2 separate regions of the Homo sapiens genome follow, and region 1 is linked to region 2. A link is an interaction called in ENCODE POLR2A ChIA-PET data of the cell type or tissue named here. Cell type or tissue: K562. All regions are shown on one strand. Each heading gives the region's core, and the rest is flanking DNA. Links, peaks and the distances in the headings are about the cores only.

Region 1 (4,389 bases), core at 219-4,218, 220 kb before region 2:
GAAGGATAAAGAGGCCGGGTGTGGTGGCTCACGCCTGTAATCCCAACACTTTGGGAGTCCAAGGCAGATGGATCACTTGATCCCGGGAGTTCAAGACCAGCCTGGGCAACATGGTGAAACCCCATCTCTACAAAAAAAAATTTAGCCATGCATGGTGGCATCTGCCTGTAATCCCAGCTACTCAGGAGGCTGAGGTGGGAGAATCAACTGAGCCCAGAAGTTCGAGAGGCTGCAGTGAGCCATGATCACGCCACTGCACTCCAGCCTGGGCGACAGAGCAAGACCCTGTCTGAAAAAAAAAAAAAAAAAAAAATTAAGAAAGAAAAGGGATAAATAAGTGAGATGGCCAAGAGGTGATGGAAAGCACAGTGTGACGTGTCTGGGTGTGAACAGTCCTCAGAGCCTCCACCACACCCTGAAGGGAACACAGTGTACAGTTGATGCTACTGAGCCTGGTGTTACTGCCCCACTAGACAAAAACATGGAGGCTTGACCTGCAGCCCTGGACACAGCTTAGCCACAAAACAAATCCCTCTCGTTTTAAAAGTGTTGGACGTTCTCTAAGCAGTTTCTCCTTCCTGACCTCATTTTAGCCTCTCCAAAACCCGATGTGGTAGGGAAGTAGAAATTATGATTCTCATTTGATAGATGGGGAAACCAAACTGTGGAGAGAGGCCAGACACAGTGGCTCATGCCTGTAATCCCAGCACTTTGGGAGGCCGAGGCAGCCAGATCACTTGAGGTCAAGAGTTTGAGACCAGCCTGATCAACGTGGCGAAACTTCATCTCTACTAAAAAATACAAAAATTAGCTGGGCATGGTGGCAGGCGCCTGTAATCCCAGCTACTCAAGAGGCTGAAGCAAAAGAATTGCTTGAACCCAGGAGGCGGTGGTTACAGTGACTTGAGATTGTGCCACTGCACTCCAGCCTGGGCGACAGAACAAGACTCCATCACAAACAAACAAACAACAAACTATGAAGAGAAAGAGTGGCTTGGTCACGATGTTGGCTGGCAGAGCTGAGTCTAGAATCCAGGGCTGCTAATGCTCACACCAACACCCTTCCCTGGGCCCCTGTTACTCCAGCAGTGTGTGGAATAACTGTAGTACCTGGAAGGGGACAAATGGGCTCATTCAAAATAAGGGTAATGGCCTTCCACCCACCAGGCTGGCCACCTTCAACCATCCCCTGCAAACAATAATGAGGTCAACTCATCCATCCGGGTCAGGGCCCCAGCAGGCCCTTAAAATGCCCAGGACACTCCTGATTTCCATGGTGGGTGCCTGGTGGGTAGAAAGACCAAATACACCTGGTGAGAAATACCAGGAATTAATTCAGCACTGCCACTCTCATCTTCAGCAAGGGAAGCAGGACCTACTGGACTTCGTCTCTGCCCCATCTCTGTGTGGGTCTTACCTGGGAGGAGTTTTCGGGCCGCCTCCTCAGCCATTCTCAGGAGAGGCCCGGAACAGGGCCATCCAGCCTCTACTTCCACCCCAGCCTTCTTGGAGAGCAGATGAGCAGACAGGAGTCCTCCTACCACTACAGATGGCACAGAAAGCAAATGGCACAGTCCAAAGGGAAAGACCAAGGGATCAAGGATCTTTCCCCTGTGCGAGTTAAACATAAACACTCTATTGTGGGGCGCATGTTCTCAGGACCTCCTGAAGCTATTTCACGGGTAAAAACAAACAAACAAAAACCTCACTCTGTTGGGGTGGCTCACTGGGAAGGAGCTAGAGCCACCCAGCGAAAAAAGAGTCCCTTAATCCCACATATTTCTATGGTGTTAAGTTTATGGGGTTTTCTTCTCTTGGTTCATCACAGGAACAGTGGCTATTTTTTGTAAGTCCCTATTGTGTACCAAGCACTAAGTACTACTGTCCCCTCTTCGTATGAAGATACTGAGGTTCCATGAGATAAAGTGACTTGCCCCAGGTCACCCATCTAGTAGGTGGTAGGGCTGAGTATCTTTGATTCCAAAGCCCATGCTCATTCCATTTGTCACTCTGTCTGTCTCCCAGTCACCTGTCATACCTGGGGGGAAGGGGTAATGATGGTTATTACCTTTATTTTACTAATTTATCTATTTCAACTTATTATGCAATATGTAGAACTTTTTTTTTTTTTTTTTGAGACGGAGTCTCGCTCTGTCACCTAGGCTGGAGTGCAGTGGCGCGATTTCGGCTCACTGCAAGCTCCGCCTCCCAGGTTCACGCCGTTCTCCTGCCTCAGCCTCCCGAGTAGCTGGGACTACAGGAGCTCACCACCATGCCCGGCTAATTTTTTTGGATTTTTTTTTTGTAGACACGGTGTTTCACTGTGCTAGCCAGGATGGTCTCGATCTCCTGACCTCATGATCCACCTGCCTCAGCCTCCCAAAGTGCTGGATTTACAGGCATGAGCCACCGCACCCGGCCTACTTAGAACTTTTAAAAAGACACAAAGGTTCTTGGAAATACAGCTAAATAGATATCCTGAGTGGCCCTCTCAATGAAAATAACTGGTGACCCTAAGTTTCAAAATTCCCCTCCTCCCTGCAGAGGGGGAATAGGAGACCAAGGTCAGACCTGCCCCAAGTGGAAGTCTGATAAAAGGTCCCTATGCAGGCCAGGCATGGTGGCTCACATCTGTAATCCCAGCACTTTGGGAGCCGAGGTGGAGATCACGAGGTCAGGAGATGGAGACCATCCCGGCTAAAATGGTGAAACCCTGTCTCTACTAAAAATACAAAATATTAGCTGGGCGTGGTGGCAAGCGCCTGCAGTCCCAGCTACTTGGGAAGCTGAGGCAGAAGAATGGCTTAAACCCAGGAGGTGGAGGTTGCAGTGAGCCAAGATTGCACCACTGCACTTCAGCCTGGGTGACAGAGTGAGACTCCGTCTCAAAAAAAAAAAAAAAAAGTCTGGGCACGGTGGCTCATGCCTGTAATCCCAGCACTTTGGGAGGCTGAGGCAGGTGGACTGCCTGAGCTCAGGAGTTCGTGACCAGCCTGGTAAACACGGTGAAACCCTGTCTCTATTAAAAATACAAAAAATTAGCCGGGCATGGCGTTGTGCGCCTGTAGTCCCAGCTACTCGGGAGGCTGAGGCAGGAGAATTGCTTGAACCCAGGAGGCGGAGGTTGCAGTGAGCTGAGATCATGACACTGCACTCCAGCCTGGGCGACAGAGCGAGACTCCATCTCAGAAAAAAAAAAAAAAAGAAAAGAAAGAAAGAAAAGAAATCTACATGTATGTACCTTATGGTAAAACTGCAGAACACCAAAGGGAAAAATGATCTCGAATGCAGCCAGAATCCATGTAATAATAATTATTAATGCTGGGTGATGGGCACGTCTGGTTCATTATGCTATTTTCTCTACTTTTATGTTTGAAGTTTTCCATAACAAAAAGTTTTTAAAAGGAGAAGACAGCCAAAGTGAAAACCAAAACAAGATTCTCTACAAATAAATAATAATTACATTGACAGATTACTTCTTAACAATAATGAAACCAGAAGATAATGGAAAAAGTTTTTAACACAATAAGAGAAAGTAACCATCAACCTAGAACCATACACCCAGCAAAAATATCACTCAAAGGCCAACCAAAGGCAGTTGAATAAAGACATTTTCATATAAACAAAAGCTGGGAATGTTTATGAAGCACACACCTGCATTAAAGGAAATTCTAAAGGAAATACTTTAGAGAAAAGGTCTGAGACACGAAAAGAAAAAATAGTCAAAAAAGTGGTAAATAGGCCAGGCACAGTGGCTAAACCTGTAATTCCAGCACTTTGGGAAGCCAAAGCAGGTGGATCACTCAAGATCATGAGTTTGAGACCAGCCTGGCCAATGTGGTGAAACACCATCTCTACTAAAAATACAAAAATTAGCCTGGTGTGGTGGTGCACAACTGTAATCCCAGCTACTCTGGAGGCTGAGGCAGGAGAATCGTTTAAACCCAGGAGGTGGAGGTGAGCCAAGATCGCGCCACTGCACTCCAGCCTGGGTGGCAGAGTGAGACTCTATTTCAAACCAACAACAACAAAAAAAGTGGTAAATTTATGTGTAAATGCAAAACTTCAACAATATAGAACAAAAATTATAATGTATGGAAGGTTTAAAACAAATAACTAAAATATATAACTGTAGCATATAGGTCAGGATGTTCTCTAAGTCAGGTTTTGCATTATTCAGGAGGAGAACAAAGATTTTCATTAAATTTAGACTTTGATAAGTTATGTTTGTTAAATTTGCTTGGAAAACTATGTAAAAAGCTAGATATTGTGCATAATTTCCATATTAGTAAGAGGAAAATGGAATGGGGGGAAAACAATCTAAAGAAGGCATGAAAAAGGACAGAATAAAGGAACATAAAGAAGATGGCACAGGGCCAGGTGCAGTGG
Region 2 (4,389 bases), core at 158-4,157:
CAGTACCTTCAATCAAGAGAATAAATGCCATAATTTTATGAATCTATGTTTAAGTAGGTACTTTAGTATTAATTAACATTAATTTAAGTATTTAATTAGTTACTTTAGTAGTTATAATTACTAAAGAGGAAAGCAACTTAATGCTTTCAGTTAGCCAGACCAGCACCTGAATTTCCTCTCCACCACATTCTAACTACTTCTTTGGGAAAGTTCTCTGACTTCTCTAAGCCCCTGATCCCTCATATGTAAAATGAGAATAAAGTAGTTGTGAGCATGTGTGAAATAATGTATGTAAATAAATAAATGATAATATACATAAAACACCTAGTAGTAATTGTATTTATGAAATACCTGACTTTAAAATAATCTTTAAAAACAGACTACATTTTACTCCCTCTCCATCGTACCTCCATCATAGGTATGTTCCAATTTTATTTGTTCCATTCCATTTTGTAAAATTAATTTCTGCACTGAGAAGGTACTAGTGCTCCATGACAATTTGAAAAGGGGAGTCTCTACAAATCTGTTAACACTTACAATGCCAACACAAATTCCAACTACATAAATCTCCCTGCCCAGAAGGGAAGGTTTCAAAGCAGAGATAATACCTGAATTGGATACTGAAGGAAAAACAGGAATTTGTCAAGTGGAGAGGCGGGGGAAGGGCCTTCTAGGCAGAAGAAACTTTGTGCAGAAGACTTGATATTTCTACTACATAGTTTTGCTTTTTCTTGCAGAGAAGGGAGTAGTGATGGTAATAGTGCCTAAAATAGCAACAAATGAGACTAGTAAAGGCACCATAGGTCACATTTGATCAGATGTGAATGCCATGATATGAAACTTTTATTTTATTTTATTTTCCGAGATGAAGTCTCGCTCTGTCGTCTAGGCCGGAGTGCGTGGCGCCATCTCGGCTCACAGCAACCTCAGCTTCCCAGGTTCAAGCGATTCTCATGCTTTAGCCTCCTGAGTAGCTGGGACTACAGGTGCCCGCCACCATGCCTGGATAATTTTTTTGTATTTTTATTAGAGACAGGGTTTCACCATGTTGGCCAAGCTGGTCTTGAACTCCTAACCTCAGGTGATCTGCCCACCTCAGCCTCCCAAAGTGCTGGGATTACAACCGTGAGCCACTGGGCCCGGCCAAAACTTGTATTTTATTCTGAGAACAATGGAGAACATTAAGGAGTGAGTGCATGTGTGTGCGTGTGTGTGTGTCTGTTTGTGTACTGACCCCATTTGTACTGAGAAGGCCAATGGAATGGGGATAGGGAAGCTAGAGGCCAAAGACCACTTTTCAAGTACTGTTGGTTGCAACTCAGTGAAATCAATTTAGTGGGTGACATTATCAATGTCTGTTTAAAATGAATTCAAATGGAATAGAAAATATCAGGGGTTCCCTCTCTCAGCCTTGGAGCCTCCTCCCTCTGTCTCTGTACAGGGGAGCTGCTTCTTTCTTCCTTCCCCCTTCTTTCTTTTCTTTCTTGCCTATTAAACTCCTTGCTCCTTAAAACTAAAAAAAAAAAAAAAAAAAAGAAAGAAAGAAACAAAAGAAAATATCAGAGATTACCTGACATTATAAGGATAAATTTTACAGAACTTCTGTATCAGATTCATGTGTCCATTCTGGTCACAAAGTAACATGCATTTGTTACGATGGGTCAGAGTCAAAAAAATTTTGAGTTAGGTGACTGAGCAGGTGAAGGGGTGAGAGAAGAGACAAATGAGGGCTCCCAGGTTTCTGGTGTGGGCATGATGCCAGTGGCCAAGACAGGATATAGGGGAGGAGGCCTGCTTTTATCAAGTCCACGTGGGGATGCTAGACAGCGCAGACAGTGGCCTCTCTCAGCATTTTTTCAGCAGCCACAGTCAATACTAATCTTGTTCAGCAAAGACAATGAACACATAGTCATTGCAGCTGCAAGCTCAAGTGAGTATACAACTGATAAGGGTCCTCTAGGAGCTGGAGGGTGTCCCAGTCCTAAATCCTAAACCACAGAAAAACTGTGAAACTAAAAAAATCAGACAGGATAAGTGAAACACCATTTCCTCCAGGGAACTAACAGGGTGTGAGAAATCTTGTCCTTATTCTAAGAGTCAACAGGGAACCCTTACCCTTGGGAACCTAAGCAAACCTTCTGAAATGTCAGCGACCAGGGTATTTTTGTTTATTAGTAGTTTGTTTGGTTTTGGTTTTGTTTGGCGGAGGAGGCATTATTTCTACTTTTCTGTTTTCTAAGCCTCCTCCCCCACCCCACACTACCACCTCCAAGAGGTACTTCAACCCCTATGCCTCCAGCAAGTCCACTGAGTCCTGTAATCTTGATGTGGCTATCCTTCGGTTACCCTCCTGGAGCTTCAGGCTAAGAGAGCAGGGCCAATAGAACATGGCTTCTCCACAGACTTGGGGTGGATCCATCATTCCTCCTAACAGCCTGCCCACCCCGCCCCTGCACGATTCCATTAGAAGAAAGACTTCTCCGATTCTTGGAGGATCACAGCACAACTGAGCCCCAAACTAACTACTTTCCTGGTGACCCTTCCACTACATTCCTCAATAAACCTGCCCCAGACACATCAGGCAACTGGCTGCCCTCAAATACTCCATGTTCTTGTACACATTCTATCTTTTGCTCCTATTATTCCCTCAATCTAAAATGCCCACCCTTTCTCTGACAGAAATTCTAGTCACTCTTCGTGGTGCATCTCAAATGTCACCTCTACCACAAAGCCACTCTTTATCCAACACTCCACCCCATCACCAAATCTGGATTTAGTTACACCACTTTGTGCTTCCACTGCATCTGCCTGTGTCTTGGGCACAGCATTTCTTTCACTGGCATGCATTATAGGCAATCGTGCTTTATGTCTGTTTTCCATTAGACTTACATTTCTTGAAGATACAGACACAGAGTCTGTATCTGATTTGCCCAAAAGAAATTACCAGAAAAGAATGCATGTCATACCCTTCTCTCCAACATCCCATGGTCCTGCACACATAGGAGGTCCTCAAGAAGAGTGCTGATTCAAACTGAAAAGCTACAGATTCTTTCCACCAAAACCTGCATATCATCAGAACTAGGCGAGAGAAAGAGTGGAAGGGGAATCAAGTATAGATTTGAAGCAGACAGCTTCCCTCTCTCAATTGAACTGGGGGTGGTACACCCTACTCCTCAGAAATTAAACCAACCTCAGCAAGGAAGATTAAGCAGGCACAGTTTGGAAACTTTAAAGAACTATAAGTAGTTTCAAGGTTCTCCCATCTGCTGTTAGTCAGGTATTGACCTTGGGATGTGGTCACAGGGATTATATATTTTATTTTATTTTGCCATCCACTCCCTCTAACACTGATACCTCTAGCTATATGGGCAATAAAGAGTCTTTCATACAGGTTCTGAATATTATCTTTGAGTTCCCCTAGCCTTCTTGCAACCCTCCCACCTTTCCAGTGAGTAATTTTACAGTGCCACCTCTACAGTCCTCCTCTCCTAAAAAAGCACTTTTTCCCTTCAATATATGCAGCTTCCTTCCCTGAACGCTATGCCTTACCCTTCACCATTCAGACAACAAGATGGCAGGCAGTGTGCCTTTTAAGCTACCTGATGCGTGGCACATTTCAAAGAACTAACAGGTAGAAGTATAAGGGTTTTGATAGTTGCAGCTTCCTTTGTGATCCTATAAGTACTTCTTACTCATATTTATTATATAACTTAGGCATTCTGATTTATAATTGACCATTTTACACATCTTATCTCCCTCACTAGACTGTGAGCTTCTTGAGAACTATTCCCTAGTTCCCACAAAGTGCCCAGGATATGGTGTGCACTTACTAAACTACTGCTTAGAAAAAGATAGCATAGGCTGGGCACGGTGGCTCACGCCTGTAATCTCAGCACTTTGGGAAGCCGAGGTAGGTGGATCACTTGAGGTCAGGAGATTGAGACCAGCCTGGCCAAGATGGTGAAACCCTGTCTCTACTAAAAATACAAAAAAATCATATGGGCGTGGTGGTGGGCTCCTGTAATCCCAGCTACTCGGAGGGCTGAGGCACAAGAATCACTTGAACCTGGGAGACGGAGGTTGTAGTGAGCCACAACTGCACCACTGCACTTCAGCCTAGGCAGCACAGTGAGACTATGTCTAAAAAAAAAAAAAAAAAAGCATAAAATAAACTGCCACCTTAGGCCCCTAAGCCAAACTCAGTGTAACTGTGTGAGTACAGAGGAAGAAACATTTCAGAGGTGATCAAAACCAAAAAGTATATAGTAGTCAGTTGTATGATGCAAAGGTTCAGCTGAAGGCAGTCTCAAACAAGGGTCCTTTTGACAGGGCAGCCATTCCCATGTTCCTCAGATACTCACTATGGTCAAAGTAGTAAACTTAGTTCTC

Evidence for each region. ChIA-PET counts read pairs that join two places held together with the same protein. Peaks named below come from ENCODE experiments on the same cell type or tissue, not always from the same donor. Only the 100,000 strongest peaks of a DNase experiment are listed, where the experiment ranks them.
Region 1: POLR2A ChIA-PET joins it to region 2 with 6 read pairs; 4 of 35 experiments call an interaction of 5 or more read pairs at or near these places.

What each region holds. Positions count from the first base shown.
Region 1 is chr20:35,136,463-35,140,851 of GRCh38, forward strand. MMP24-AS1-EDEM2 (MMP24-AS1-EDEM2 readthrough) reads right to left here. Exons shown (of 15, transcript NM_001355008.2): 9 at 1,418-1,543. EDEM2 (ER degradation enhancing alpha-mannosidase like protein 2) reads right to left here. Exons shown (of 11, transcript NM_018217.3): 5 at 1,418-1,543. Among named protein-coding and RNA genes, the nearest start is that of EDEM2, 8.7 kb to the right of the region's middle. In K562, for the core only: no CTCF peak of the experiment used is centred there; no DNase peak of the experiment used is centred there.
Region 2 is chr20:35,361,514-35,365,902 of GRCh38, forward strand. The region is part of intron 6 of UQCC1 (ubiquinol-cytochrome c reductase complex assembly factor 1); the gene reads right to left. Among named protein-coding and RNA genes, the nearest start is that of UQCC1, 48 kb to the right of the region's middle. In K562, for the core only: no CTCF peak of the experiment used is centred there; a DNase peak (open chromatin) is centred at 1,908.